Regions from separate parts of the Homo sapiens genome. Here region 1 is linked to region 2. Evidence: chromatin loops called from intact Hi-C (ENCODE). Cell type or tissue: ovary. All regions are shown on one strand. Links, peaks and the distances in the headings refer to the core of each region. The heading gives the core; the rest is flanking DNA.

Evidence for each region. Hi-C counts contacts between places; a loop is a spot of excess contacts. Peaks named below come from ENCODE experiments on the same cell type or tissue, not always from the same donor. Only the 100,000 strongest peaks of a DNase experiment are listed, where the experiment ranks them.
Region 1: it touches region 2 in a loop (5-fold over the local background); 36 of 110 quality-filtered maps call a loop at or near these places.

Annotation. Positions count from the first base shown.
Region 1 is chr9:87,335,634-87,351,060 of GRCh38, reverse strand. No RefSeq gene overlaps it. Among named protein-coding and RNA genes, the nearest start is that of DAPK1, 150 kb to the left of the region's middle. RefSeq lists a silencer at 14,424-14,593. In ovary, for the core only: a CTCF peak has its summit at 7,877; a DNase peak (open chromatin) is centred at 8,060; H3K27ac peaks cover 1,530 bases.
Region 2 is chr9:87,500,497-87,515,923 of GRCh38, reverse strand. The region is part of intron 2 of DAPK1 (death associated protein kinase 1); the gene reads right to left. Among named protein-coding and RNA genes, the nearest start is that of DAPK1, 10 kb to the right of the region's middle. RefSeq lists an enhancer at 13,273-13,332. In ovary, for the core only: no CTCF peak of the experiment used is centred there; no DNase peak of the experiment used is centred there; H3K4me3 peaks cover 687 bases; H3K27ac peaks cover 1,214 bases.

The DNA.
Region 1 (15,427 bases), core at 6,706-9,205, 160 kb after region 2:
TCATCCATGTTGTGGTAAATGACACAATCTCCTGCTTTTAAATTTTTTTGTTTTGAGAGAGAGTCTCGTTTTGTTGCTCAGGCTGGAGTGCAGTAGTGTGACCACGGCTCACTGCAGCTTCAACCTCCTGCACCCAAGCAATCTTTCCACTTCAACCTCCTGAGTAGCTTGGACCACAGACATGCCACCACACCTGACTAATTTTTAAATTTTTAGTAGAGATGAGGTCTTGCTATATTGCCATGGCTGGTCTTGAACTCCTGGGCTCAAGAGATCCTTCTGCCTCAGCTGCCCAAAGTGCTGGTATTACAGACATAAGCCACTTTGCCTGGATCTTTCTTTCTTTCTTTTTGTTTGTTTGTTTGTTCTTGAGACAGGGTCTCACTCTTTCGCCCAGGCTGTAGCGCAGTAGTGTAATCACAGCTCACTGCAGCCTCAGTCTTCCTGGCTTAGGTGATCCTCCCACCTCAGCCTTCTGAGTAGCTGGGATTGCAGTCACAGGCCACCATGCCCCACAAATTTTTTAAACTTTTTGTAGAGATGGAATTTTGCCATGCTGCCCAGGCTGATCTTGAACTACTGAGCTCAAGCAATCCACCTGCCTTGGTCTCCCAAAGTGCTGGGATTATAGGCTTGAGCCACCACGCCCAGCCTATCTCTTTCTTTCTTAAGGCTGAATAATACTCTACTATATAGAATATTATTATACCTGTTGGCAATTTTTATGTCTCTTTTGGAGAAGTGTCTATTCAGGTCTTTTGCCCATATTAAAATTAGGTTATTTGTTTTTCTACTGTTGAGTTGTGTGAGTTCCTTGTACATTTTGAATATTAACTCTGTACCACATACATGGTTTGCAAATACATTTTTCCCAGTCAACAGGCTGACATTGTATTTTGTTGATTGTTTACCGTGCATAAACTTTTTAGTTTGATGTAGTCCTATTTATTTATTTTTGCTTTTGTAGCCTGAGCTTTTGGTGTGATATTTGAAAATTAATCACCAAGGCCAATATTCAGATTTTTCTCTATATTTTCTTCTAGGCATTTAGTAGCTTCAGATCTTACATTTAGGTCTTCTATCCTTTTTTTTTTTTTTTTTTTTTGAGACCAAGTCTCGCTCTGTTGCCCAGGCTGGAGTGCAGTGGCGCAGTCTTGGTTCACTGCAAGTTCTGTCTCCCGGGTGCACGCCATTCTCCTGCCTCAGCCTCCCGAGTAGCTGGGACTGCAGGTGCACCACCATGCCCGGCTAATTTTTTGTATTTTTAGTAGAGACAGGGTTTCACCATGTTAGCCAGGATGGTCTCAATCTCCTGACCTCGTGATCCACCCTCCCAAAGTGTTGGTATTACAGGCATGAGTCACCGCGGCTGGCCACTTTTATCCACTTTGAATTGATTTTTGTGTACGGTGTAAGATGACAGTCCAATTTTATTCCTTTGCATTTGGAAATCCAGTTTTCCCAGCATTTTTTATTGAAGGGATTGTCCTTTCCCCATTGTGTTCTTTTGGTACCCTTGTCAAAAATTAGTTGACTATATGTTTGGATTCATTTCTTGAGGCTCTCTATACACTTTCTCTGTTCTATGGGACTGCTTTTATGTCAGTATCATACTGTTTTGATCACAATAGTTTTGTAATATGATCTTAAATCAGGAAGTATAATGTCCACAATTTTGTTTTTTCTTTTTCAGAATTGTTTTGACTATTCAGGGTATTTTGTGTTTCCATATGAATTATAGGATTGTTTTTCTGTTTCTGTGAAGAATGCCATTGGGATTTTGATAGGGATTGTGTTGAATATGTATTTTGTTCTGGGTAGTATGGACATGTTAACAATATTAATTCTTTCAATCCATGAGCATGAAATATCTTCCAATTTACTTGTGCCATCTTCTGTTTCTTTCATCAATGTTTTATAGTTTTCAGCATATAAACATCTCACTTCCTTGGTTAAACTTATTCCTAAGTATTTTTTAATGCTATCATAAATGAAATTATTTTCTTGATTTCTTTTTCAGCTAGGTTGTAAGAAATGTTGTTAATCTTTGTATATTGATATTATATCTTGTGACTTTGCTAAATTCATTTATTCATTTAATTTTGGATATTAACTTCTTATCAGATATATGATTTGCCAATACATTTTCCCCAGTCCACAGGGACTGTACCTTCTGTTCTAACAGATTTTTTTTTTTTTCTTTGGTGAATTCTTCTGGGTGTTTTACGTATAGGTTCATGTTATCTGCAAAGACCCCCACCTATTAATATCATCAACTTGCAGCTTAAGTTCCAACATATGAATTTTGGAAGGACATATACATTTAAGCCATAGTAACATCCAAATTTTACCAACATTCTGTTAATGCATGTTAACATGCATAATTCAGCCAATTTCAGGATGAGATTCTGCACTGGGTTTTCAGCAATCTCAGCTCTGCAGCTGCAGAGGTTAAGGGTATTTTTCAGGACACAAAAGAAGCTTTCAGGTCATTTATGTGGCTCTTGAGCTAGCAATTTGAATTTCTAAGATGCATCATTCTCTTTCGCCACTTTGTCCAGCAACATTAGGAGTAAACAGCCAACTCATTATATTAATAAGATATGCAAAAATGTTCAGAAGTATTACATACACAGTTACCCAGCTCCTTGTTTTTTATAAGTGGTCGATTAGGAGTATTCAATAGAGGTATTTAGTGTATCTCTATTGACAGATCACATCGTAGACTATCAGTGTTCTCCTTAGTACTGAAAATAGAGTCATTACTGTCTATACATCTAATCAGTATATTCATTTTCTAGGTGGTAGAAATTTGATCTCCACTGTCAGTACATCTGAGTAATATTCTGTTATTAAATGAATGGATTATTATTTATATCATTGCAATGTCTTCACCAAGTTGTCACTTTATTAAAATTAGGATTCTTGGTGGTAGCCAAAGGCTTGCTTTTGACACAGGTTGGTTGCTAGGATTTTGTAGGCATACACACAGTAGTAGTTCAGTAATTAGTTATGGAGCACTAACTGGCTGAATTGTATCCCTCCCAGTTTTATATATTTACATCCTTACCCCAGTACCTCAGAATATGACTGTATTTGGAGATAGAATCTTTAAATAGATAATTACAGGTCATATTGGGTGGGCCCTAATCCAATATGACTGTTGTTCCTATAAGAAAAAGAAACGTGAACATAAACACACACAAAGAGATCATGGGAAGATACATGAAGAAGATGGCCATCTGCAAGCCAAGGAGAGAAACCCCAGATGAAACTAACCTGCCAACACCTTGATCTCAGAAAGCTAGCCTCCAGATTGTGAAGAAATAAATTTCTGTTGTTTAAGTCGCCTAGTTTGTGGTACTTTGTTATGGCAGCCTCAGCAAACTAATACACTAACACTGAACACTAGGAAATCATCCTGGGGAATCAAAATCATTGAACCTTGGAGTTGGACTGCCTGGTTCAGCATATCTTTTCTTTTTGTAGAGATGAGATCTTGCTATGTTGTTCAGGCTGGACTGCAGTGACTATTTACAAGCAAGATCATAGTGCACCACGGCCTTGATCTCCTGGACTCAAGTGACCCTCCCACCTCAACCTCCTGGGTAGCTGGGACTATAGATGCACACCAGCCTGGTACAATATCTTTGACATATAAAATATTCAGGCTCCTTTCTTCCAGGGATGGAACAATTTTGGTATTTCACAGAAGTCTCAGGCAAGGATATTCGATTTGTCCCTCAAACTCTGTAGACAATGTCCCCTCTGTGGGTATGTGGCTCTCCTGTATTTATTATCATCTGCTATTTCTCTTTTCTTTTTTCTCCTTCTCGGAGACATTCCCTCTACTTTCAAAAGTGAAGGCACAAAATCACTTCTCAAGTTGGGCCACTTAAAGCTGCTCCCAGCTGGAGAGCAATAACAGTATTTCTACCAACTGTGCTTAGCCACTCAATCCATATGTGAACATTCTAAGTACAGTGCACTATGGCAAGTTATATTATGGCTCATTCAATTCAACCATAGTGTTTTGTGTGCTTACTGTGTGCCAGGCACAGTGCAATGAAAGTGGGATGCAAAGAGGAATGAGATGCTATACCTGCCCTTACAGAGGTCAATTACTCAAATACCTCAAGGTACTCTGGTGATAGTAAGTGGGAAATGATACAACTGTTCCTGTGATTATTTATCAGGAGACTTAGTGAAATCACCTGGTGATGGATATTGAGAGATGGCTTTCCTCTGCCAACAGATGTACAAGTGTATACCTATATACACTTGCTTGTGTGTCCCTTGGAGCCCCAATGTGTCTTCCTTTTAAAAGTACACCAGAATAAGAGACAAGCTCAGAGAAAGGTAAACGCATAAATCTGCTCATGGAACCAGAATTTCTTACACATTTTCCTGGACCACTCTGGGTTTTATAATTTAAGAAGTTCTTTACAATGTTCTAGGTACTTAGCATGGCACAAAAGGGCACATTCTTTGCTCCCAATGCACTGCATACTACAATGTAGAGAAAACGGGAAACCTCTCAAACAAAGAGCCAGGAAGAGGCAGGAGCTGTGCTGGAGGAGCAGAGAAGTGGGAGGCAAGGCAACTGAGAGCCGGTACATTGTGCACCGTCTGGGGACATGCAGGAGGGGGAAGCAAGCCTGCAATTTTTTTTTTTTTTTGACTTTGGAAAAGGAATCAGGAGCTATTTCTTGGTTTGTGAGCTTTGCTATGGTTTCAGTTTGCCCTCAGAAGGTTGACAGTGTGGGTGGATGGCATTGTTTGGTTGTAAAGTGGGGCAGCAGTTGGTGAGTGGTTAATTTAAGAGTCACGCTCTGACAGAACAACCCATGTGTCCTTTCCCATATGCGTGGGGGAAAAGAGCCAGCACTGCATTCACTGTTGGAATTGACTCTGTGTAGCTGGGATTAGCAGCTCTGTTTTGCAGAACACAAAGATTTAGAGAGTTAAAGTAAATGCACCAAGGTAAAGCTGGGGACAGAGGTGCAATTTTAATTTAGTTTAGGCTGTGCATCTTCCACTGAAGAATTGTTTTGCTTTTATTTATTATTATTCTTTAATGCTAAAGAGAAGAGATTCAATGGTGTTCAGCTGAGGGGAGAAAGAGAGCATATTTGTGGCCCCCCCTGCACGGTCTGTGACTGGGTCCAAATTTCCCTGGGTCAGCTCCTTCCTGGAGCCACTCCTTTCTGCTGTGGCAACAAGGTCAGCAGGGTGACCCTTGTCCACTCACACCTGGGGCACAAGACTCCATGTTGGAGAACCTTCAAGATGGCGGCGAGTCACCTTGGTGACTGATAGGATGTAGGGCCCTTCTTGGAGGCTCTCCTCAGGCTAGGATAGGCTGTGCAAAGAAAATCCTGATTGGTCTAAAATGACTGTTATTTTGGGAACTATGCAGAGAGGTATATGACAATTACTGACTCAGACATTTTCAAAGTGGTGGGATTCTCTCTTCATGGTTTTGTTTGTTTGTTTGTTTTTAGACATAGGGTCTGGTTCTATTGTCTAGGCTGGAAGTACAGTGGTGTGATCATAGCTCACTTCCCCTCGAACTTCGGAGCTCAAGCGATACTACTGCCTTAGCCTCCCAAGTAGCTAGGACTACAGGAGCACACCACCATGCCCTACTAATTAAAAAAAAAAGTGTAGAGGTGGGGTCTTGCTGTGCTCCACAGGCTGGTCTCAAACTCTTGGGCTCAAGCAATCCTCCTACCTTGGCCTCCCAAAGTTCTGGAATTACAGGCATGAGCCACTGCATGCAGCCAGGATCCTCTTTTCAAGTTAATGGATGTGCTTTTCCCCCAGAGTCCCCATTACTATGTGCCCCCTTCCCACTGCTGCCTAATTTGAGAAACAGCTGGGGCATCCAATACCACCACTGCACAGAAAGATGAGGCCAGAGCCAGAGGGAAATGATGTTTTTCCCCTTAACTTTCATGTTTTCAAAGAAGAGGCTCTTAGAATGATATACAAAATAAAGAGGGCAACAGTCTTGTGCATCGTGGGCAACACAGTAGATTTGAGAGAACACAAATAATATGGGAACCAGGGTTTCCTCTTCTTCTTTCCACTAGGGGGAAAAAACCCCACAAAAACCAAACAAGCAAACTTCCTGGACAGAGAAGTGGAAAAGGAGAGAACTTCGTAAGGTCTGTAGGGAAAGCATGAGGCCCTAGTGAACCCTACGTATAGGAGTGCCATCAAAACTCAAAATCACCAGCCTCCCCCTCGAGCCAACATCGTCAATCACCAGCATCCATGTAGGAGCTAAGAAGCATCTGATAGCCACCTGTGTAGTGGAACAATGTGATCACACTTCCCATTGGCTTCTGGTGAGGACCGCATTTTGATAACGGTCACAACTTCACAGCTCATTTTGATATCTGTTCAGCAGGAATGTCACATGTTTGGACTCTGAGCCTTTTTAGTCCTCATTTGACTTAACCCAAGTGTAGAGTCTCTGCTTCCATTTTCCCCAGATGGAGAGTGGAGTCTGGGTCTAGACACCTAGAGAGGGCCATGGGGAAGGAAATAAGAGTCTCTGTCTTAGATTTGGATGGGCTGAGAGGGACCAACTGCAAAGGACATTAGGCTTTTCTCTCATCCCCTGTATCATCTTCCTCACATGAAGAAATTTCCACGGGTGCTTTCTAAGGAGCCACATTCCTCCAGGCACAAGAGTAGACAGACATCACGTTGCTGAGACATTGGCTCACCTGTTCCTGTTGCCCTCAGAGGGCCAGCAGAAATCTGTTGCTAAAGCTGGCTTTTGGCACTAGTGCTTCAACATTTTATGTGCTTAAAATTCCATCTGTGCATGTTCAGACATGACCAGAGTGCTTGTCATTTCTAGTTCAGCTCAGCCCTCCCAGGGCTTGGGCTTGGAAGAAGAAAGGTTTCCTCCCTCTCCCTCGTATACCTACTCTGCTTAGCAAGTAACTCCATCTGCCCCAGACTTGCAGCCTGGGACTTGTTGACAAACTTGGGCAGTTTCATTATTCCCACCCAGTACTTACTTGGAATAAGCCAGGAGCTGCTGGAGGAGCCCTGCTGGCTGCTGGATGAAGATGGAAGCCCTTTAGGGAATGGTGAGCTGGACCGGGTTATTGGTCACACAACCCAGGAAAGGAGTCACCGCTGGAGACTCCCTGGGAAGCCAGGACAAAATATCAGCTTCACTCATGTGAGCTGAGATCCTAAAATTCAAAGCACTGGATAACAAATGGAGGGGATGTATAGTGGGCTGGAGATGCACCACCCACATCCCCATTCACAGAGGACCTGCTGCCCGTGCTACTGGAGGTGATGTCGGCGGACAGTTCTCAGCTCTTGGTTCCTTCTGGGTGGCCTCAGCTACAGACAGCTGCCTTGCCCAAGAGCACACTCTTCCCTGTGTAGGGCAGCAAAATATTCCACACCCAATTATGCCATTTTGGCATAAGGATTATATTGAGCTGAAGACAGTGGAGAGGAAGCAGATACAAGAAAAGCTCTCTTCCCTTCTCCTATTTGGCTAAAAGCAGAATATAAATTTGTAAAGGTGTTTTCCTCTCCCTTTTACCGGGAAAGACAGAAATTAACCACCGAGACAAAACCTGTGTCAGTCCAGAGACGGCACCATGAGGGCTATCCAGAATTCAAGGATGGGAGCAGAGCTTGTTCTGGGCTTTGATTTAGGGAGAGAGGAGGCAAGGAGAAGGCATTCCGGGCAGGAGCCTGGCACAGATGGGGCAAGTGGTTAGTGAGGTGCTGATGAGGTTAGCAAGGGATGAAAAGCAGGTAGGGTTAAACCAAAGCTGGGCGAGGGGCCTCTTCGCGACCCTTCCCCACCCTGTGGCTGCTTTCTGTAACCACTGGCACTGTGTGCTCCAAATACTCTCATTCCTGCTCCTTTTCTGGTACCTTCTCGGAGTCTCAGCTGCTGCCATTCCCCTGTGCTCGGGCCTTCACCTCCTGGCCTTTTTCTGTGTGCTCACTGCTGGGGGAGCCCAGACATCGTGGAGGAGTCCCAGCCCAGTCCCTCATCGGCAAGCCTGCCTTCCTCACATCCCAGAGGGCATTTCCAGCTGCACAGATGCACTCCAGCTTGCACCACCGGCACCCTGAGGTCAAACTCCTCCTTCCCTCGAAAAAGAACTTGGCAGACTCCCACAATCTCATTATTTTTTCAGGCTCTTGAGCTGGAAGCCTTGGGTCATCTTCGCCTGCCTGCCTTCCCTCCATTCCTTCCTTCCTTCCTTCCATTTCTTTTCCTTCCTTCCTTCCTTCCTTCCTTCCTTCCTTCCTTCCTTCCTTTCTTTCTTTCTTTCTTTCTTTCTTTCTTTCTTTCTTTCTTTCTTTCTTTCTTTCTTTCTTTCTTTCTTTCTTTTTCCTTTCTTTTTCTCTTTCTCCAGTGCCTCCTCCAAACCATCACAAAAATCATACAGCTTCTTTCTTAGATATTTTTTCTTTTTCTTTTGTACCTCATACACCAGCCCTAGGGTACCTGCCTCAAATTCAGCCTGTTCCCTCATTCTTGTGCCCCAAGAAATTCATCAGGGAGGACAATCTAGAAATCTATCTCTCTCTATATATATTTAAGTACCTTTCTTTTTTAAAAAATTTTTATTTCTTATTTTCTTTAACTTTTAAGTTCCAGTGTACATGTGCAGGATGTGCAGGTCTGTTACATAGGTAAACGTGTGCTATGGTGGTTGGCTGCACAGGTCAACCCATCACCTAGGTATTAAGCCCAGCAGCCAATAACCATTCTTCCTGATGTTCTCCCTCCCTGACCACAGGTCCTAATTTGTATTGTTCCCCACAATGTGTCCATGTGTTCTCATCATTTAGCTCCCACTTACAAGTGAGAACATGTGGTGTTTGGTTTTCTGTTCCTGTGTTAGTTTGCTGAGAATAACGACTTCCAGCTCTATGTCCCTGCAAAGGACATGATCTTGTTCCCTTTTATGGCTGCATAGTATTCCATGGTGTATATGTACCACATTTCCTTTATCCAGTCTATCATTGATGGACATTCACGTTGATTCCATGTCTTTGCTATTGTGAATAGTGTTGCAATGAACATATGCGTGCATGCATCTTTATAATAGAATGGAAATATATTTTTCAATAACCTTCTAGGTGATTAATTTGCCCTGCGCTGAAGTCAGGATAGATTAGATTATGCTCCTGTAACAAATTCATCCTGAAATCTCAGTGGCTTAACATAATCAAGATTTATCTGTTTCTTATGCAAATTCCAATATGAGTAGGGCTGCCTCCTTCTTGTAGCTACACCACCTGGAATGGTTGGTGCCCAAGATGTTAAGACTGGGAAGCAGGAGCTGAAGGGATGTTTCTAAGGATCAGGACTGGAATTGGCTAGAACTCAGTTACATGATCTGAACCAAGCTGCAAGGGAGGCTGGGAGGTGCCCAGGGACTTCTCAGGAGGAGGAAACAGTCTGCAGACATCTGCTGTCTCTAGGATATATCTGGGTTTCTCTCTCTTCATGAGTATGGCTGTTCTCTGGTGTCCTGCAATGGCCTCCCTCACTCACATCAACTTATTGAGTCCTTGGTTCTTAGAGTTAAAAGAGCCAGGCACAGCATTCTCTTCAAGCAACACAGGGCAGAGAAGCAAACACCTCACGCTTGTTTGTCAGAAAGGTCTCCCGGAATCTCTGCTTTAGCTGCTTAGTTTGTTCTGAAATCCTCGGGATTTTCCCCCCAAGTTCTCTGGAATTTCTGGCTGATGAAAACACAACTTTCTGGGGGTTCTCTGAAGGAAGATCATCCTGTTGTGACTTCGGCTTTGGAAGATAAATTGAGTCAAAGCAAAGAAGAGCTTAGGGATGTGGACCAAATGTTGCTAGGGCAGGAAGTCCTTTAGATAGGCACAAACAACCACTTCTGAACAGTTTTGTCCATCTTGCCTGTTAAAGAAAAACAGTCTGTAAATATCCAGTCTAGTTATTCATGCTCTTTGGAAGACAGCACAGTGGGGCAGTGAAGAGTGGGGCTTTCTGTAATAGATTGCCTGGGCTTGAATCATAGGTCACTTCTTTCTAGTGGCATGTCCTTGGACAAGTTGCTTCACCTGATGAAGTCTCAGTTTTCTCATCTGTAAAAAAGAAGGAGCAATCATTCCTATCTCCTTAAGTGAGGTGGATATTGAATAAAATGATCACTGTTTGACTTAATGTAAGGCAATAGAAAGGAAGTTCTCACTAATGTTGTTATAAATCCTTGTTTACTCTTAAACTTGAACAACTTATCTCTTATTTTTGACAGCTTGAAAATGTTGATTTCAACCACACATTTAGGGCATTTACCTTAAAAAATGTACTCTGCACATTCATTCTTATAGACATTCTGTGACGAAAGAATACTGTCATCCTAGGGAAGGAGCAAGTCTGCTCAGGGTTGGCTGGGAGAATGGAGCTCCACAACAACTGTGGGAGAAAAGCATTTATTGCCCTTGCTACACATCAGTGATCCACGTTTTCCAAATTGCAAACATTTTATAACCATGCCTGAGGCCGGGATGAAGACTGCCTCTCAGATTGACCTCATCTGTAGTGCTTTCTGCTTTTGCTAGAGCCGGGGTGCATGGCCTAGGCCTGGTGCTGCCTCTGCTTTTGAGAATTAAATGGGAAGTATTGGGGGTGAGGGGGTGGGAGGTGTATACTCTAGGGATCCAAGTTATTGTTGCCACGCCCACTTGCTTTTTTCCTTTCTCTTTTTGATACCCCAGGTGATGGGAACAGCAAGGCAAGGTGAAATTAACAAAATGAAGGACTGCTTGTGCCTGGTCTACAAAGTGACATTGCTTAGCAGCAGGGTCTCTCTGTCTTTGCGGTGCATGGTGGATTTTTGTTTCTTCAGGCTTTGCTTTTTTTTTTTTTTTGAGATGGAATCTTGCTCTGTCACTAGGCTGGCAGGCAGTGGCACAATCTCGGCTCACTGCAACCTCTGCCTCCTGGGTTCAAGCGATTCTCCTGCCTCAGCCTCCCGAGGAGCTTGGACTACAGGCTTGAGCCACCATGCCCGGCTAATTTTTGTATTTTTAGTGGAGGTTTCACCATGTTGGCCAGGGTAGTCTCGCTCTCTTGGCCTCCTGATCTGGCTGCCTTGGCCTTCCAAAGTGCTGGGATTACAGGCGTGAGCCACTGAGCCCAGCCAGATCAGGGTCTGCTTTTTCATAAAGGCAATGCGGGTAGTGGGTGGAGGTGTGAGGGTCCTATATGGGCCATAAAGAAAGAGAACTGGGAGTCTGGGTGCAGTAATGGGGAAGATCTTACAGTGAGTAGATTTTGCTCTAAAATAAAGGAAACACTGGCTAAATTCTTTTCCTTGCAAGAGTTAGAATAGAACATGGTATGCAGGAACTGCTTCTGTTTTCTTGTAAAATAGTGCCAGCAAACTATTCAGGTCATTTGCTCGACAGTTTTTCTCTTAAAAAATTTAAAATGTTGGGGCCGGGCATGGTGGCTCATGCCTGTAATCCCAGCACTTTGGGAGACCCAGGTGGGTGGATCACAAGGTCAGCAGTTTGAGACCAGCCTGACCAACATGGTGAAACCTGGTCTCTACTAAAAATACAAAAAAATTAGCTGGGCGTGGTGGCGGGTGCCTGTAATCCCAGTGACTTTGGAGGCTGAGGCAGGAGACTTGCTTGAAACCGGAAGGCGGAGGTTGCAGTGAGTGGAGATTGCGCCACTGCTCTCTAGCCTGGGCAAAACTCCGTCTCAAAAAAAAAAAAAAAAAAACAACTTAAAATGTTGTTATTGTTAGTCAAAAAATTTCTTTTTTCTCTTAAATTTTGTTTATTTCTAGGGCTGCCATAACAAAGTGCAATATTCTAAGATTTTGTTTGTTAATTAACTTTCCAGTTCACAACTCACATTTCTTAACATTTCAAATGTAAAGTTAGCCTAGAACAGTTGTACATTCAGTACTATCAGAATTTACAAGCTTAATTCAACGACATCTAGTTTCAAATAGCTGCAGTACGTATTTTCTCTTTTCAATTATGCATTCACTCTCTATTCTGATTATTTCAAGTTATGCAAATCAAGCTAGAGAAGAGATTTAATTTAATCAACTGTGGGTTTGCCTACACGGATTTGAATATTAGCTGTCGTCTATATGTAAATGACAAGAGTGAAGAGAACCTGTTGCTAAGCACTGTGACCAATTCCTGATGCAGTCCTTGAAGGTTAACCTTGTCAGACTGTTAGGGAAACAAGAGCATAGGAGAGTCAGAGTCACGTCATTTGAAGTTCAGCTCCATCTTGACACTAATAAGGCACATTCCTTGCTGGTCACAACCCACAGCCCTAAGATGTTTACAGTTCAGAAAACAGCTTGATGATACCTGCAAGGACACACTCCTATGACAATGGAATGTCCAGATGTCCCAATATCCATAACAATGCATGCTTCTAAGGTAATTACACGTATGATTTGATGTATTTACACACTATATGACTAGGAGAGTTTTCTTTGAGTCAGCAAAAAATAAGCAATTTTGCCATGCTGTCAGCCCACCTGCACAGAGACATAGCTTATCTTTTGCATAGAAAAGACCCCCATGTAAGAAAAACAAAACAAAGATGAAGCGTTCCTCCTCTTGCTTTCTGAGGATCCCTACTCTGTAACTGCGTATCTTTCAATCAACTCTCTCTTCTCACTGCACTCTGCGACCCGCCTTACATTGTTTCCTGCGTGAGATCCAAGAACCCTCTTGGGGTCTGGATTCAGGACTCCCTTTTCTGGCAACAAGACCTCAAAGCCAGACTCAAAAAGTCAGATTGGTTGCGGGAGATTGCTCGGTGTGCTCTGGAGGAGGACACCTCCCCCCAGGTCCGGTGACTGGGGGGATTCTAAAAACCAGATGCTTTTTTAGACATCTGCCTGTCGTTTATGGTTTATGAGATAGAAAGATTGAACAGGAATATGAGAGAGGAGTGAGAGATCGTTTCTGCCTACAAAGAATTCTCCATTCACTCAAATGAAGCTGCGTTCTTTGCATTCCAGACCGAGAAAGGAGGCTAAGGTATCCATCCCCCGAGGAAAAATAGGAGACTAGATACTTGGCGCTGTTAGCAATCTGGGAGGAGCGAGAAACCTTCAAATCACACAAAGGGTCAAGAACAGGGAAATCATCAGCCGAGTGAGTTCTCAGCAGAGGACCACATGAGAAAGGTGGCCACCCCTCTAGCCAATCATAAACAGAAGACTCACTCCTTAAAGTGCGAACATGGCTCTTTGGTGGGGAGAAGAGATAAGAGGTGGATTTTTACGGGGTTTATAAACACACCATCAGCTCATCTTGAAGACGCAAGAGAAGTTTTCAGGCACAGATGTTGTTTTGCTTTAGGAAGCTAGCGATGTGTTCTTCACAGGAAAGCTGACCAAATCCCAGAATTAATTATTCATTGTCTCCTTCCCCCCTCCCCCCCACACTAAACTGGGTCAGGGAGAGAGTTTCATATTTGTGTTGCTGTTACAGCGCCAGCTCAGAAGTAAAATGATTGGCTGAGACTTGGAGCTTAACAATTAACGTTAAATACAGGCAGCTGGCTGTGTTTTGCTTAAAAGCCACAATCAAGGAATCTGGCAATCTGGAATTTTGTGATGGCTGATGCCTGTTTGTTTTTTTTCCCCCCCCATTTGCACAATTGCGAGTCTTCTGGGAACTTTTCTTTTACTGACACTATGGTTTTGCATGTTTAAAAAATTGGCAGACATCCTCGGAGGTAACGCAAGGTGCCTCGGTGCCATACACAGCCAAGGTGTGCAGTTCCGCGGCCGCATGATTCATAGTTCTGCTCTGTTTGGTAAAAACAAACACTGAAGACGCGTTATCAGTTTATTAGTACAATGTTTAATTGTGCTCTTTTTTTTTCTGTTCTCACTCCGTTAATTGCTCATAAATGGGAAAACAAAAAGGATTGAGTCCTTTTAGCGGTCGGGCTGCTCTGGAGGTGAACTGTATTCTATTGCTTCTAGGGCCACCTTGTGGACAACAAGTGTATTTAGAAATTAGACTTACAGGATGGATTCATTGGGAAAGCGTAGTAGACTGGTAATATGACTTTGGAATTCTTGGTTATAAAATCTAAGTATAATGATAATGACTTAGTTTTTATTAGAAGAACATTCCAGAAAATGTCCTAATTTAGGAAAGGCTAGTAATTGTGGCGAGTATGGAAATCTACCCATCACCATAAAATATATAATGATAATCCAGATTTTATATTTTATAGTTTATTATCAATCATCTAAATTTCCTTACAATTCTTTCATGTGCTGGGGGTGGAGAAAAACCCAGGAGAGAGAGAGAGAGCCTGTTTCTCAACTATCTCAGTATTTCAGATTTCTTGCTGTTTTCCTCACCCCGCTAGATGGCATCTGGCTGCATGAAAGAAGTGACATAACCTTGGGGTGGTGGGAGGAGATACTGTGTCCCTGAGCACCAGTCCTTCATCTGCTAGTTGCAGATGGGCTGGGCCTTCTATGGGTCTCTGCATGGAGCTTGTTGTGTGCAGCTGGTCCCTTCTGGCTGCATGTCAGGTAGGGGTCATGAGTCCCCATGTTCCACAGACCCCATAGCTTTGTGATCTTTGGTCAGCACAGCTAATCTCAGAACCTTTGAGGACACGTTTGTGGATCTTCTGCAGACCATGCATAGGCTCTGGGGCACCAGTAACATTTTCTCAGGATGTCTACGTAGATATCTTATTCACCATTGCTAGTCCTGCCATGTTGGATGTGAGGGTATACCAAAGACCCACTTCCCAAAGACAGGCTTGGGAGTTTCCAAGTTTACCCTAAGGTCGCAGAAAGGGATAGATATCAAAGACATTGGCAACCAACCTCTTCACTCTGTTTTTCTCTCTTCCCTCCCATGTTCCATCTGGGCTAGAAGAGGAAGGTTCTTCTCCTTTCTGTATATCAGAAGTTTTCCTTTCATCACATCTTGCATTCTTTCTTTCTTTTTTTTTTTTGAGATGGAGTCTCGCTCTGTTGCCCAGGCTGGAGTGCAGTGGCACAGTCTTGGCTCACTGCAACCTCAGCCTCCTGGGTTCAAGTGATTCTTCTGCCTCACCCTCCTGAGAAGCTGAGATTACATGTGTGCGCCACCACGCCCAGCTAATTTTTATATTTTTAGTAGATACGGGGTTTCACCATATTGGCCAGGCTGGTCTTGAACTCCTGACCTCATGATCTGCCTGCCTTGGCCTCCCAAATTGCTGGGATTACAGGCATGAGCCACCATGCCCGGCACATCTTGCATTCTTTCTATCCTATGACTTACAGCAAAGCAGCAGAATCAGTATTGCCAAGCTTCACTTAGATTCTTCAGAATTGTCAAAACGATCCTATTTCTAGAGACACAAAAATACAATTTGTGTAGT
Region 2 (15,427 bases), core at 12,458-14,957:
GGGGGGAGGCTGGTAAGACCGACCTGCAGGAAAGGGTCATTAGGAGTGGGCAGGAGAGGTCAGCAGGATGGACTCTGAGAATGGGAAGAAAACGGCAGCTACTTGCCCCGCAGCTCCTGCTCAAGAGCACCCTGGTGGAAGCTGTTACCCACGTGGTCCCCTTTGTTGATGACCACAGATCCACAGAGTTGGAAGGGATCCTCAGAGGCTATCAGCTCAATTTCCTCCCCAAATCGGCAATCTTTTCCTCAATATCCCCACCAGGTGGGTATTTAGTGCAAACACTGCAGTGTCCACCACTTGTGACCTCACTTGCAGTCTGCTCTGCTATTGGACAGCTGAGTTCTTCCTACTAAGCCAACCTCTGCCTCCTCATGGCTCCCACCACTGACCCCCAGTGCCCCCAAAACAAGCCTATCCCCATCCAAAAGACCATCTATGTGTGTTTTCATGGGCTTCAGAGCCAGAGAGGCTCAGAGCTCAATTTCAGTTCTGCCACTTACTCATTTCAGCATATTAAATTATTTAATCTCTTTAAGCCTTTGTTTATTCATCAATAAAACAGAGCAGGGCTTAGCAAATCATGGCCCACAGGGTAAATCCAGACCATTGCCTGTTTTTATTAGAACACAGCCACACCCTTTTGGACACATAATGTCTGTGGCTGCTTTTGAGTTAAAACAGAGTTGAGTTGTTGCAACAGAAACCATGTGGCCCACGAAGCTTACCATATTTACTATCTTTACATAAAATGTCTGCCAAGCTCTGAAATAGAGGATCCCCATAAGAGGCTAGTTTGAGGAATTACATGCAGTAATATTTACAAAAAGATGCACATGGTGCTTGACTCCATAGCTAAGTAAAATACATTATTCATGAGATACTCGGGTTCTCCAGCTTTTGCCTTCTTTGGACTCCCCCAAGTTTGTCAGTGTCTCTCCCAGAACAGAACACTCTCATGTCCCAGATGCAGAATGACCTCAGCAAAAACAGAGAAAACAGAGAAACCAGCAACTCCCATTGCAGACATTCAATTTCTATGGTATAGACAAAAGCTGTATTTTCTTCTTAATGCAGTCACGAGGATATGGGTTCCATAGACATTTGTAATTATCAAAGCTCTCAGACTCTTCTCCAAAAGGACACTGTCATGACAAGTCTCCCTGCTGCTGAATTTGAGCAATTGCTTTTTCTCTCCAACTTAATTGTCTGGCTTCATCTTTGTATCTGTTACATTTAATCGTGTCGGGCTTTGTTCAATCCAACAATTAATGCGAACCCTCCTTCCATCATTCATTCATGTCACTCACTTAAATGTTCAATTTGGGGCTGGTTCTTGTGCTCAATTCAATAACCAGAAAACAAGTCACAGACCTAGATCATGGGAGCTTCCAGTCTTAAGGAAGAGAATGACATTTGAAAGTAATTATACAAATAGGTATGGAATTGCAGTGGCTATTTGAATGGAGAGGGAAAAGTGATTCAACAGGGCTCTGACACCCACAAGCCTCACCAGCAGGTTCTCCAGGTCATACCCATTGTCTGTCTCAGCCCAGACCTCTGGGACACAGGAAACTACGCACTCCTGGGACAGTCCATACAAATCAAAGTACAACAGCAACTGCCCTAGACCTCACGCTCAGACCATCTGGCAGCCTTTTCTCTCCCCTCACCAGCTCTGGACACCCAAGGTCAATATCTTCTCTCATCTCATTCCACAGGGGTGTTTTCTTTGCCCACTAGGTGCAGGCTCCTCCTTCCCTACACCAGCTCTAGCCTCCTAAGCACATCAGTCAAGACTGATCTCTCTTGATCTTGTAGTCCTGTGGTTCTCTACAGAGGGTGGGGGAATTTTGCGCCCCCTCACACATTTAGCAATGTCTGGAGACATTTTTGGCTGTCATAAAGAGTGTGAGGAGGTGGCTGTTACTGGCATCCAGTGGGTAGAGTCCATGGATGCTGCTAAACATCCTATTATAAATATCCTATCCTAAAATACAATGCACAAGACAGCCCCCACAACAGAAAACTATCCAGAACAGGCTGTCACTAATGCCGAGGTTGAGAACACCTGGTTTAGAGGAAGCAAGGCGAAAAACAGGCATTGAACACATCGTATGAGCCAGCACTGTGCTAGACATTTAAAACTTCTTTAAACTTCCCTTCCAAGACAGTGACAGTAGAACAGGACACAAAATGAGCTGCACCACCCACCACCCAATTTCCAGACATGGCTTAGCAGCTTGGGAGTCCAACTACTGCTTCCAGCATTTTAAAACACTATTCAAGGCCAATCATCTTTCTGAACCTCGGTTTTCAAATGTGAATTACAATACCTACCTCCAGCTGCTGGTCTAGAGTTCCTAGCAAATCTTAGTTTCCTTGTCCCCATTTCTTTCATGTCTTATTTCCAGTTTTCTCCAAGGAAGGCAAGGGTAGAGACATACATACATACCCACACTTGCACCCACCTGCTTACATTTTTACGTCGTCCACAAGAATCTGAATGAAGGAATGAAACCTCCAAGTCAAAACGCTCTCCTTGGCTGAACTCCAAAAAACATTTTTCCATGCTTCATCTCACTTCCTATTTAGGCTTTCCAATACTGTTGGTTGTGCAAAAGTCTGTCTATCCTACATGACTAGAAGCTTGCTGAGATAGAGGGCCCTGCCCAACACTGCAGCAAGATCATTCAGATATTCAATTAGCCCTTGAGGAATGAATAAATGATGGGCAAATATTACGGTTCAAATGACAGTTTCGTTTAACAGCCTATTTATGGTACCTGTTTATAGCTTATTTGTTGTCTATTTGTTAGTTCTCTTGATGTTTTACCTAAATTCACCTTATAGACCCAATTTCCAAGTATTTTCCTTTTCAGATTTTGTCAGTGTTATGTTACTTTTACAAACTAAAGATACCCACCCAACAAGCCCAAAGAACAAGAAATAATTCTTTAAAAGAAAGCAGCCTCTCGGCCAGGCATGGTGGCTCATGTCTGTAATCCCAGCACTTTGGGAGGCTGAGGTGGGTGGATCACCAGCCTCTGAGGTCAGGAGTTCGAGACCAGCCTGGTCAACATGGTGAAACCCTGTGTCTACTAAAAATACAAAAATTAGCTGGGCATGGTGGCACACACCTGTAATCCCAGCTACTTACTCTGAGGCAGGAGAATCTCTTGAACCTGGAAGGCGGAGGTTGCAGTGAGCCGAGATTACACCACTGTACTCCAGCCTGGGCGACAGGGCAAGACTCCGTCTCAAAAAAAAGAAAGCAGCCTCTCACACAGCAGCCATGTTTCTTGAACAAACTGGACCCCACTCCAGGGGAACAGAATGAGTACTTAGACATGTAAGTGGGCATTTACCCGCAGCAGCTGGCAGGGCCTCACCATTCAGTACATCCTAACAATCCAGCCTTTCAGCCACCAACCTAATGGGCTTTTCTTGGCACGGACAGTTCTGGCTTGGCAAAACACTCATTTTCACATCTTAAATTGGTACATGTCACAACTGAATGGAGCTTCAGGATCTGCTGTCTGTCTGACATGCTGCACAAGGCTTCTCTTGGTCAGGGACTCAGGTGTCCACACTCATCTCAGACTCCTTTCTCCATAAAGATCCATGAAAAAAAAAAATCAATTATTTGTATCCCTAATCAAATTCCCAGTGTCTTATTTGGCCACTTAAGATGGCTTTTAAGCCAGGTGTGTTGGCACATGCCTATAGTCCCAGCTATGCAGGAGGCTGAGGTGAGAGGATCACTTGAGCCCAGGAATTTGGGGCTGCAGTGAGCTATGATCACACCACTGTGCCTGGGTAACATAGCAAGACCTTGTCTCTAAAAAAATAAACAAACAAATAAATAAAAGATGGTTTCTCTTGAAAAAGCAAGCTAGAAAAATAAAATCAGGCCGGGCGTGGTGGCTCACACCTGCAATCCCAGCACTTTGGGAGGCCGAGGTGGGTGGATCACCTAAGGTCAGGAGTTTGAGACCAGCCTGGCCAGCATGGTGAAACCCCATCTCTACTAAAAATACAAAAAATTAGCTGGGTGTAGTGGCAGGCTCCTGTAATCCCAGCTACTTGGGAGGTTGAGGCAGGAGAATCGCTTGAAACCAGGAGGCGGAGGTTGCAGTGAGCCGAGATCGCGCCACTGCACTCCAGGCCGGGTGACAGAGTGAGACTCCATCTGGGAGAAAAAAAAACAAACCACAGACACACACACACACACACACACACACACACACACACAAAAGAAAAAGAAAATCTACCTTTCAGGAACTGAAGCACACTGCATTAAAAACACGAATTTATGTGCTCACATAGTCTCAGGTTCCCTGTAACACCAGGATGATATCCCTCAAAGCATTTCCAAGCAGCCTTCTTGCTGAGCAGCTAACTCCTCCTGGCTACAGAGCGGCTTTTAGTTGTCTCTGCTTCCTTAAATGCATCTCTTCCCATCTTAACAGATCCTCCTTAACATGAAGCTTTTCCCTCCCTTTCCCATGGTGTCTTGTGGACTTTGAAAAGGGTATCCCTTGAAGCTCTGCGTTCAGCAGCCAACTTTCAGATGCACAGCTAAATTCCTAGTCAATATGTTTCTTAGGAACCCTAAGCATCATCTAATGAGCACATAATAAGGTGGACTCACCAAGAGAGCTCGGCACATAAACTGAGTCCAGTCGGAAGGAGGCAAGGATACCTAGAAAAATGGAACAGACAAGCAAAGGCAAACTTGGCAGAATGAGCCCACCAGGCAAGCTGAGCCAAAGGAGAGACAGGCAGAGGAGAAGAGAGGGAGGAAGGATGAAACTGAGGAGAAGTGAGCCCTCACCCGCACTCTGCCTGTGGGAGGCCAGGGCAGGAATGAATGAAGAGGTAGGACCCGGGAACACAGATTCAGAAGCATGTTATACTGTCGCTCTCCCTCTCTCTCCCGTTCCTGCTCTGTCTTGTTAAATAGCGTCCACCTCTCAAGCACTTACTGTGTGCCTAGTACTGTGCCAAGCACTTTATACATATCACAGACATCCTCACAACCACCTTATGAATTAGCCGTGATGACTATCCCCATTTTACAGATGAGAAAAACTAAATCTCACAGAAGTCAAGTGACTTTCCCAAAGTAACAGCTAATGTGTTTTGTGGAGACAGGGATTTGGGTCCAAAGCCCTGAAACACTGTTCTAATTTCTGCATATGTACCTTTATAAGGCAACGAAATAAACATGGCTTACCGTGCACTTAGCTGAATTCCAACCAACACCAGAGACAAAAGGCCATGTTCTCTACCCTCAGAAAACTCACAGTCCACAGGGGAAGCCAATAATCCCACGCATAAGTCCCCTGTAATAAGAATGCCAAGTGGCCAGTTATCTACTCCAAATCGTGAAGGAATACAGGAAATCAGAGCAGGAGCCTTCCTGGAGGAGTAGCCTAGGACATGCTCTGGAGAGGTTGCCAGGAGAAACCGGCTGGGCCATTTCGCATGTGTATTTCCTTCTCATTCTCCAGGTTATTATAACTTCTCTCAATGCAGATAAGCATTATCTGCACTAAAGAGAATGTTGCTTCTAAAAGACCTACAAAATGATGGTTCATATTAATGAGTAATATTCTTAAAACAGGATCTACTCATTCAATGCCCAAATCACACTGAACAAAACCAAGGGACTTCCTGCTTCTCCATGGCCACGAGGCTGACATTACCCTGTCTGCTCCATACGTGTCAAGCGTTATCTCTTCCAGCCAACGAAGGGGTGGGGAGGAACGCACAGACTGACAACGTTTCATCCTGTAGATATTCCACTTGTGCTAATTCACTTCCTCTCCCAAACAATTGAAACGGATGCCTGAGGCTGTATGTAATGGAATATACGATGGAGCCTGGGGCACACCCTTATCGATTCTAAATGGGCGAACTGTAAATATATTCTGTTTAGTCCATCTATAGTGACTTAGTCAGAAAAAGGGCAAAAGCGGCCTGGCCGTGAGCTCACTGGTGCCACTGCCTCCATGAATGGCAAAGGAACGGAGCAAGTGAGAAAGAGGCCTCCTCCATGTGCTGTGGTGCAGAAGGAAAAGAAACCGCGATCATCTGACGCCAGAAGAGCTCCCAGGAATGAAATCTGTGAAAGATTCTGGCATCACTCCCAGCAGTTCACACACTGACTGTAGAGACTTTGAATGGCAAAGCCAATATCTAGGAAGACAATTTTCTATATTCCCATCCCAAGTGCACAGAAGAAAACGCTGGCAGGATGGCCGGGCGCGGTGGCTCACGCCTGTAATCCCAGCATTGTGGGGGGCCGAGGCGGGCGGATCACCTAAGGTCAGGAGTTCAAGACCAGCCTGACCAACATGGAGAAACCCCATCTCTACTAAAAATATAAAATTAGCGGGGCGTGGTGGTGCATGCCTGTAATCCCAGCTACTCGGGGGGCTGAGGCAGGAGAATCGCTTGAACCCGGAGGCAGAGGTTGTGGTGAGCTGAGATTGCGCCATTGCACTCCAGCCTGAGCAACAAGAGGAAAACTCCATTTCAAAAAAAAAGAAAAGAAAATGCTGGCAGGCTGTGCTTTCAATTATACTGATTTATAGGCCAATGAAATATTATTTTAAGGTAATAAATAACTTTTTAGCGCTTTTTGCCTTACCAAATTCCTAAGGACAGCTCTTCTGTGTATTATATACCATTCAGCATCTCCAACATGAGCAGCACCCATTAAAAGTCTGTTCTCTACAGGATACGTATACCTGCAGCGCCTGTAGCTTTGTTTTTATAAAGCCAAACAGCTTGTAATTCCTAGTCTATTAAATATTACACTCCAAAGGTTGCAGCCTTTCATCACTTTCCCAGAGACACACATTTCTGCTGCTTACCCATAAACCACAGATGGCCTCAAAAATTGAGCTTTACACAGAGGAGGCAAAACAATTTCGAAAAACTTCTCAAAGGAGGGTGGAAATATCGGAACTGAATCAACACTAAATTCTGACCTCTTCTCTCTGCCTGTCCCATGGTATCCTTCCGCCACTTTTTTTCTTGCATTGCTTTAGGTGTACCTATCCTCTCTGAGGCAGCCCAGTCCTGGATAGACATATGAGGTGCTAGGCAGACAGACAGGCAGCTCAAAGGAAAATCTAATCATTTTCATGAATGGGGAAAAAAAAGAATGGCATTGATGACTTTCTCTACATGTCTTTTTCACCTGGAAAATTCTATACTGTGGGTCAGGTGTCAGGGGTTGTAGTAAGGTCTCAAAAATCCTGACAATCGTGGCCGGGCACGGTGGCTCACGCCTGTAATCCCAGCACTTTGGGAGGCCGAGGTGGGCGGATCACGAGGTCAGGAGATAGAGACCATCCTGGCTAACACGGTGAAACCCTGACTCTACTAAAAATACCAAAAATTAGCCAGGTGTGGTGGCGGGCACCTGTAGTCCCAGCTACTCGGGAGGCTGAGGCAGGAGAATGGCGTGAACCCGGGAGGTGGAGGTTGCAGTGAGCCGAAATCGCGCCACTGCACTCCAGCCTGGGCGACAAAGCAAGACTCCGTTTAAAAAAAAAAAAAAATCCTGACAATCTTTCTAAGGTGAAAAGGAAAAGTTGGACCAGTGCGGCGACTCACACCTGTAATCCCAGTACTTTGGGAGACCGAGGAGGGCAGATCACCTGAGGTCAGGAGTTCCAGATCAGCCTGGCCATCATGGTGAAACCCCGTCTCTACTAAAAACACAAAAATTAGCCGGGCGTCGTGGCGGGTGCCTGTAGTCCCAGCTACTCAGGAGGCTGAGGCAGGAGAATCACTTGACTCAGGAGGCAGAGGTTGCAGCGAGCCAAGAGCATGCCACTGCACTCTAGTCTGGGTGACAGAGCGACACTCCGTCTCCAAAAAAAGGGAAAAGTTTATACAGTTTCAAAAGTAAAAGCAATGAACTAAGACATAACTATTCAACAATGAAAAGTAGTTCATTTTTGTAGGTGAAAATTTATAATATCAACTGCACTTAAAATATTTGCCAGCCAGCCTCATTCATCACATATTTCCTAAATAAGAATAATCAGGCAGTTTTGACAGAAAAATAAAATGTGTCCCAAAAGAAGTCCGTACCTCGAGCCAAATTTCCCAGCCAAAACCCATCAGGCTTATGAATATAAGTGCCATCAATATAAACTTTTCACACTTCAGAGATCGGCAGTTTACAAGCATTCATTTGCTCAAACATTATGTTCTTCGTCCAAAGTTGTATGTGTTTATAAAGGGAAAAAAAAAATCAACAACATTCTCCCAACCTCCTTCCCTCCCCTCCCCACCACTCTGGCATCTCTAATTATATGTTAGGTTACTGAATAAAATTTTTCAAGCTCACAACTGAAACATCGAAAGGTAGTACATAAGGTAAAAGCCCCGTGAACACCAGATGCGGTGGCTCATGCCTGTAATCCCAACACTTTGGGAGGCTGAGGCGAGCAGATCACCTGAGGTCAGGAGTTCAAGACCAGCCAGACTAACATGGAGAAATCCTCTAAAAATACAAAATTAGCCAGGCGTGGTGGTGCATGCCTGTAATCCCAGCTACTTGGGAGGCTGAGGCAGGAGAATCGCTTGAACCCAGGAGGCGGAGGTTGCAGTGAGCCGAGATAGCGCCATTGCATTCCAGCCAGGGCAACAAGAGCGAAATTCCGTCTCAAAAAAAAGGCCCCATGATCACTTCTCAGAAGTAAGCAACATTATACTTCAATGACCACAGTGTGATCCATATGCCACACCAGCTGTCAATGTCACCTAAAGACCAAAGTGACAAACCCGCGTCACTATTGGACCACGCTTGTCAGGTATCTCCAGAGATTAGTTACTATCACATGATTGTTTTGTTTTGTTTTGGATTGGGACAGAAGATAAAACACAACTATTTTAGGTTTTAGATTTTTTATTTGTAAAAACCCACCCAGCACATTAACTCTAGAGCTGGGATACAACTGTACTTACCTAAGAAAGATTTAATAGTTAGAGAAAGTTAGTTTAAATCCATTTTAGTTAGATGATGTGGAAAATCGGAGTGTCAACTTCTTTTTTCTTCCACCTTCTTCTAACTGCACCTTTAAAAAAATTCGTTTATAATAGAATGTACCCAAAGTCATACACTGAATTTATTATAATTGTACTGTCATATAACCTCTTTCAAGGCCGAGAAAGGATGCATTCCATTTGTATAATTTACCCCAACAAACCAGAACAAAACAATTAAATATTATCTTCCACATAAAGTCTCAAACAATCACACACCAACTCTAAGCTAGCCAGACTAGTTGTTGCGTAAGGAAATGAGAAACTGTTGGTCAGTGGCAGGTAGGTGCACGGGTCAGAGACAAGACTCTTAGACATTACATAACTCAAAAGTTAAATAACAATGAAAGTGTTTTTGGAGTTTTCTAAAAAGGTAAACCATTAACTTGGGACTTGAATAAAACTACGCCACATGTTGACATCATTCCAAACTGCAAGGCTGAAGCCATTTGGAAAAGGAAAGAAGGTCCCAGTGTGTCGTTAAGGCCTGCGAAAGTTCTGAGCTCAAAGGGCAGACCCTGTTGCCTTTGGCTGGGCTTCAAATGAAAACCTTCCATGAAGGGTCTACTATTTATCCCTAACCATTTTCTCCATGCAGATGCTGAAATAAATTGGCGCCAAATGGCTGCCTACTTCACCTCTCTTAAATATCAACTTCATCTGGCTTTCAAAGATGGAAAACTGCCAAATCCTAAATAGCACAGATAATGAAATAGGCCTGGCCCTGGGTTCTGGGTCCATGTCTTGCCACCTTTTAATCAGCTGCCTGGAGAAAGCCACTTGACCTGTCTAAACACAGGTGGATAAAATGTGAAGGGAGGCAATGCTGGTCACTCAGCCTTCTTCCAGGTCAAAGTCCCGGCCAGGCACAGCGAGAGGCTGACGCTTATAATCCCAGCACTTTGGGAGGCCGAGACGGGCGGATCACTTGAGGTCAGGAGTTCAAGACCAGCCTAGCCAACATGGCGAAACCCCACCTCTACTAAAAATAAAAAAATTAGCCAGGTATGGTGATGCATGCCTATAATTCCAGCTATTTGGAGGCTGAGACAGAGAATCACTTGAACTGGGGAGGCAGAGGTTGCAGTGAGCCAAGATCGCCCCACTGCACTCTAGCCTGGGCAACAGAGCAAGACTTCGTCTCCAAAAATGCAAAAGGCCAGGCACAGTGATTCATGCCTGTAATCCCAGCACTTCGGGAGGCCGAGGAGGGTGACTCACGAGGTCAGGAGTTCAAGACCAGCCTGGCCAAGATGGTGAAACCCCGTCTCTACTAAAAATACAAAAAATAAGCCAGGCACGGTGGCAGGCGCCTGTAATCCCAGCTACTTGGGAGGCTGAGGCAGGAGAATCACTTGAACCCAGAGGGCGGAGGTTGCAGTGAGCCGAGATCACGCCACTACACTCTAGCCTGGGCAACAGAGTGAGACTCCGTCTCAAAAAAACAAAACAAAATCAAACAAACAAAAAGACACAAACAAACAAAGTCCCTGAGCTCTCTGGGGTACTCTTCCCCAATGGAAACCACTCCCCTCTTGTCAGAAGAGTGGCTTCCTTTGTCTCATAATCAGAAATAAATTTCTACTAAAATAATATTCACTTAATTTATACAAAATGTTAGGTACTCATGGCAGTTGGCTAGAATGAAGGATGAAAGTTCCTAACACATTTCCCTGCTGAGTCAGGCAATGTGACCTTGACCATGCCACTCCCAGATATCAGATATCCAGCAGCTCAGCCCCTCACCCCTAATCATCTGGAAAGAAGTGGTCTGGATTACAACTCTGCTAGGAGGGAAGAGAACAAGGTGGAAGAGCCAATGTTGCCTCTCCTGATATAACACCTGTATACAACTACAGTCAGCCCTCTGGATCTGTGGGTTCTGCATCCATGGATTCAACCAACCTTGTACCAAAAATATTCAGGAAAAAACTGCATCTGTACTGAACATATACAGACTTTTTTTTCTGGTTATTATTCCCTAAACATTATAATGCTACTATTTAGTTAGCATTTACATTGTACTAAGTATTGTAAGTAATCTAGAGATGATTTAAGATATATGGGAAGATTACATCAGTTATATGCAAATACTATGCCATTTTATATAAGGGACTTCAGCATTTGTGGATTCTGGTGTCCCCAGAGGTCCTGGAACTAATCCGCCATGGATACCGAGGGATGAGTGCACTGGAATTTATCTGGACATCCATCTCTGTAGGTTTCTTATGAGTTTTTCATGGCTTTGCAGAGGCATATACCAATGATATGGGGCCTTCAGTTTCCTCATTGGCCGGGGAGACACAAGCTGAGGGTAAAAGAGCATGGGGGACCAAGAAGTGAGCTTCCATGTTCCCTGGCTTCCCGACCAATAAGCACCTCCACCTACTCTGTTCCTGGCCCCCTTGAACCTAAATTTGATGCCTGCCCTAGTAATCCAGCAACACACTCCCAGTGCCAGCAAGCAAGCATTCAACCAAACTGCCACTTACTAACACCATCATGCTTTCCCTTCACATCCTGGAAAATTATTATTAGACCTTCCTAAAATGTACACACTTTTAAAATCACTAACCGTTGCCTTTAATCTATGTAGCTGAACTTTATCTCTCTTAAAACTTTGGACCCTTTCCTATCAGAGGAAACATCTGAGAGCATTCTGAGTCAAAAATGCTAAGAGGAAAAATGTCACATTCAGCACAGTCCTATAAGGATGCAGAAACCCACCGGTGGCCTGCGGTTCCCATTTCTGAAGAAAAAACATGCCAGAAAGTCTCTCCCCTTCTATGAGCCACACAGGGTTGCCATTATTCATAGGACTGACTCCTGCAATCCACAGTAAACCGGTCTAGAGAAGCACTTGGACTGCCAGGGCTTATGACAATTTCTTACTTCAATTAAAATGCCTATGGATTTTATGCCGAAAGGGGAATGTTTTAAACTTGAATTATTAGCTTCCAATGACCATCCAAACCAATGTAAAATATTTAATGCTCCACTTCATTTGTTTTGTTTAAAACTGATCTTGTGCTTGAAAATTTTGGCTGCTGTGCTCATTACTGTTCAGCCACAAAGAATGCAAAAACAAGAGCAGTTTTTATTTTGATGAGCGGCAGCCATTATATCCTAAGTGTTCATCTTCACCACAAGCCATCATTTGTTGAGGCCCTAATACATACATATTCTTTCAAGTTGCTTTACATATATTGATCCACTCAGTCTAGTCTAACAGCATGCATTTACTGAGCGCCTTCTAAGTGCCATGCATCAACCTGGGCATTAGAAATAAAAAGTGAGGAGCAAGTCCAAGGTAATGGCCCCATGGAGAAAGCAGATCATCAAATAAGCAGTTACTATGCAATGTGGTAAATGCTGTGATGGAGAAAACAGGTTATTAAAAATAATAAAAATGATATATTAGAGGCCAGGCACAGTGTCTCTGCCCTATAATCTCAGAGCTTTGGAAGGCCAAGGTGGGAGGACTGCTTGAGCCCAGGAGTTCAAGGTTACAGTGAGCTATGACTGTGCCACTGCACTCCAGCCTGGGAAACAGAGTAAGACCCTGTCTCTAAAATATATATATATATACATATACACACACACATATATATAAAAAACATATACATATATATATATTTTAGACACATCACACTTAGTAGGTGTTCAGTAAATGCATATCTACCTGTAGACTAGAAAGACAGACTGCATGTCAGATGTTTAAAGCCACGTCTGTAATTCTAACAACACTCTACCAGGGTAGGTGTCTCCCCACTTTCCAAATGAGCATTCTCAGGTTTTTCCACACTGCACACTGCCTCTCTAACAGTATCAGCATCAGCATCATCGTTTGCATCTTACATCCCCATTCTGGTCTCAAAATTACACTTGCCAAACTGCATTAGCTCATTGAGGCATGCATTAATCCCAATATTGATCATAGATACCAATTTGCAGGAAGTCTATGAAACCCTGCACACCATGGGGAGAAAGGACCACAACAACTCCAAACCACAGGGCACACCCCAAAGAAACTCACAAGCTGGCTGCAAAGAGTAATACAAGACTAATAAACATGAAACAGGATAAACATGTCACTGGGCAGTCTATGGTCATGGACAAAGAGAGTCTCAGAGAAGTCACTTGACTTTAAAAGGGGAAACTCATTGTGGAAGGATTCATTAAGGAAGTAGGACTTAGGTCTTAAGATCATATAAGGTCAGATGGTGCAATAGGAAAGAAGGCCAGTCCCTCAGGAAAGCAGTGTACACAGAGAGGTGCCCAGGAGGCTCACAGGTTAGGCTGAACGACGGCCAAGGGTGTAACTAGAGCCCGACAATGGGGCAAGTCAGCCTGCAGCTGCCCGAGGTGCCAACTGATAAGAGATGCTAGGGCATCCTGGGGCATTAAAACACCTCGGTATAATAGCAGATTTATAAGAACTCCTCCCAGAGACTATTACACATCATGGAGGCAGTTCTTTGTTCCGCCTCCTGGGACAGAGGGTGAGACCCTAAAGGGCCTCCAGGAGCCAAAACTGAAGGCCACCAAGCACCCTTCTAAAGATAACAAGTGCATCTGCTGCAGGGACTTGCTTCTGCTTGGAGGGTGTGCCAGCTCAAGGCCAGGGCTGCATTATTCAGAATCATAGTGGAGGCTGAATGCTGTCAGCAACCCTTCTCCCCATGACCCTTTTCCTATAAGGCATCCCCTCCCAAAGCTGGTAAACAGAAACTTAAAGAATATTGACTTGCCGGCCAAGTTATTAGCTTGCCTGGGGCACCCAGATGTCTCAGCCAGTCTACAGATAATATCTATATTTGTTTAACTCTCTACTGCTGATCAACTACTTTTACAAGTTAGATTATTTTTACAACAGCAATGAAAAAAGCACTAAACCTCTCATAGAGGAAAATCCTGAGTGTCAGAGTGGGTAAATGGCCTGTTCAAGAAAACTGGCAAGTTGCAGAGCCAGGTTTTGGACCAGGGTATCTGTCCAGTGGCCCATCTGCTCTATTACTGCTGCAGATGGACTGCTGCAATAGTTGCAATACTCTATAAAGTTCCTGACCGTTGACAGAGAGCTTTTACAGAAGTCTTAGGCAGTACACACAAATACGAACATTTTCAATTTTCCTAAAAGTAAAATAACATTAACAATAATACTTGTACTCTACTTCTTCAAAAACCCATCTTTCCTCCTGGCTATGTACTTTGTCTCACTACATTTATAAGGTAAGTGAATCGTTATTATTTAGATGACTGCTAAAGATATATAAGTAAAGTCTTTTTTTTCTTTCTTTTTTTTTTGAGACAGAGTCTCGCTGTATCACCCAGGCTGGAGGGCAGTGGCGCGATCTCCATTCACTGCAACCTCCGCCTCCCAGGTTCAGGCGATTCTCATGCCTCAGCCTCCCAAATAGCTGGGACTACAGGCGCGCGCCACTGCGCCTGGCCAATTAAAGTCTTAAATCTTAGATAATTTTTTTTGTATTTTTAGTAGAGACAGGGTTTCACTATGTTAGCCAGGCTGGTCTTGAACTCCTGACCTCGTGATTTGCCTACCTCAGCCTCCCAAAAGTGCTGGGATTACAGGTGTGAGCCACCTCGCCTGGCCAAGTAAAGTCTTAAATCTTAGATACTGGTCTACTAGTAATTCACTGCTTAGAATGACCTTGCATTTGTGCCACATATCTGCCCATTTCCATTTTCCTGCCACCAAACTCCTGCCTCCACTCCCAATCTTCCCTCAGTGACACGTGATGTCATATAAGCAGCATCTTCCTACATGTCCATTTTACATTAGGACTTGTTTTCAGGAAGTGGCTACATCCAAGGCAGACATAAAATCAGGACTTGAAAAATTTTCCAAAAAACAATCATTCACTCATTTTTTGGCAAAAACAATAGCAGTTATACAAGATAGATGAGTCTGTACATTTCATTTTTAAAAACTTCAGACTTCCAGTTTTTCAGAGCATTTCTTTAAAATTCCTAGGTCACACAAATTATTTAATAAACAATTTGTCAATTTGCCTTGCACAGTGGGGAGAACGTTATACACAAAAATGTACACTGAGCAAATCAAAGTGCTAGTGACAAATAAGTAAGCCACCTCCCTCCCCTCATCATCACGCCCACGAAATAAAGATCAAAAACTCCCTTCGCCAACCACAGGGAGGCCTCTTTTTCTATTTCTTTCTCATAACACATAATGGTACCAAAAAATCATAATGAAAATAAGGTCAATATACTTAATCCATAATATAATAATCTCAACTAATTTTAGTCATCTCTCTTTCTAACAACACTTAAACGATCAGGCCACACTATGCAAATCAAATTAAAATTTATTTTT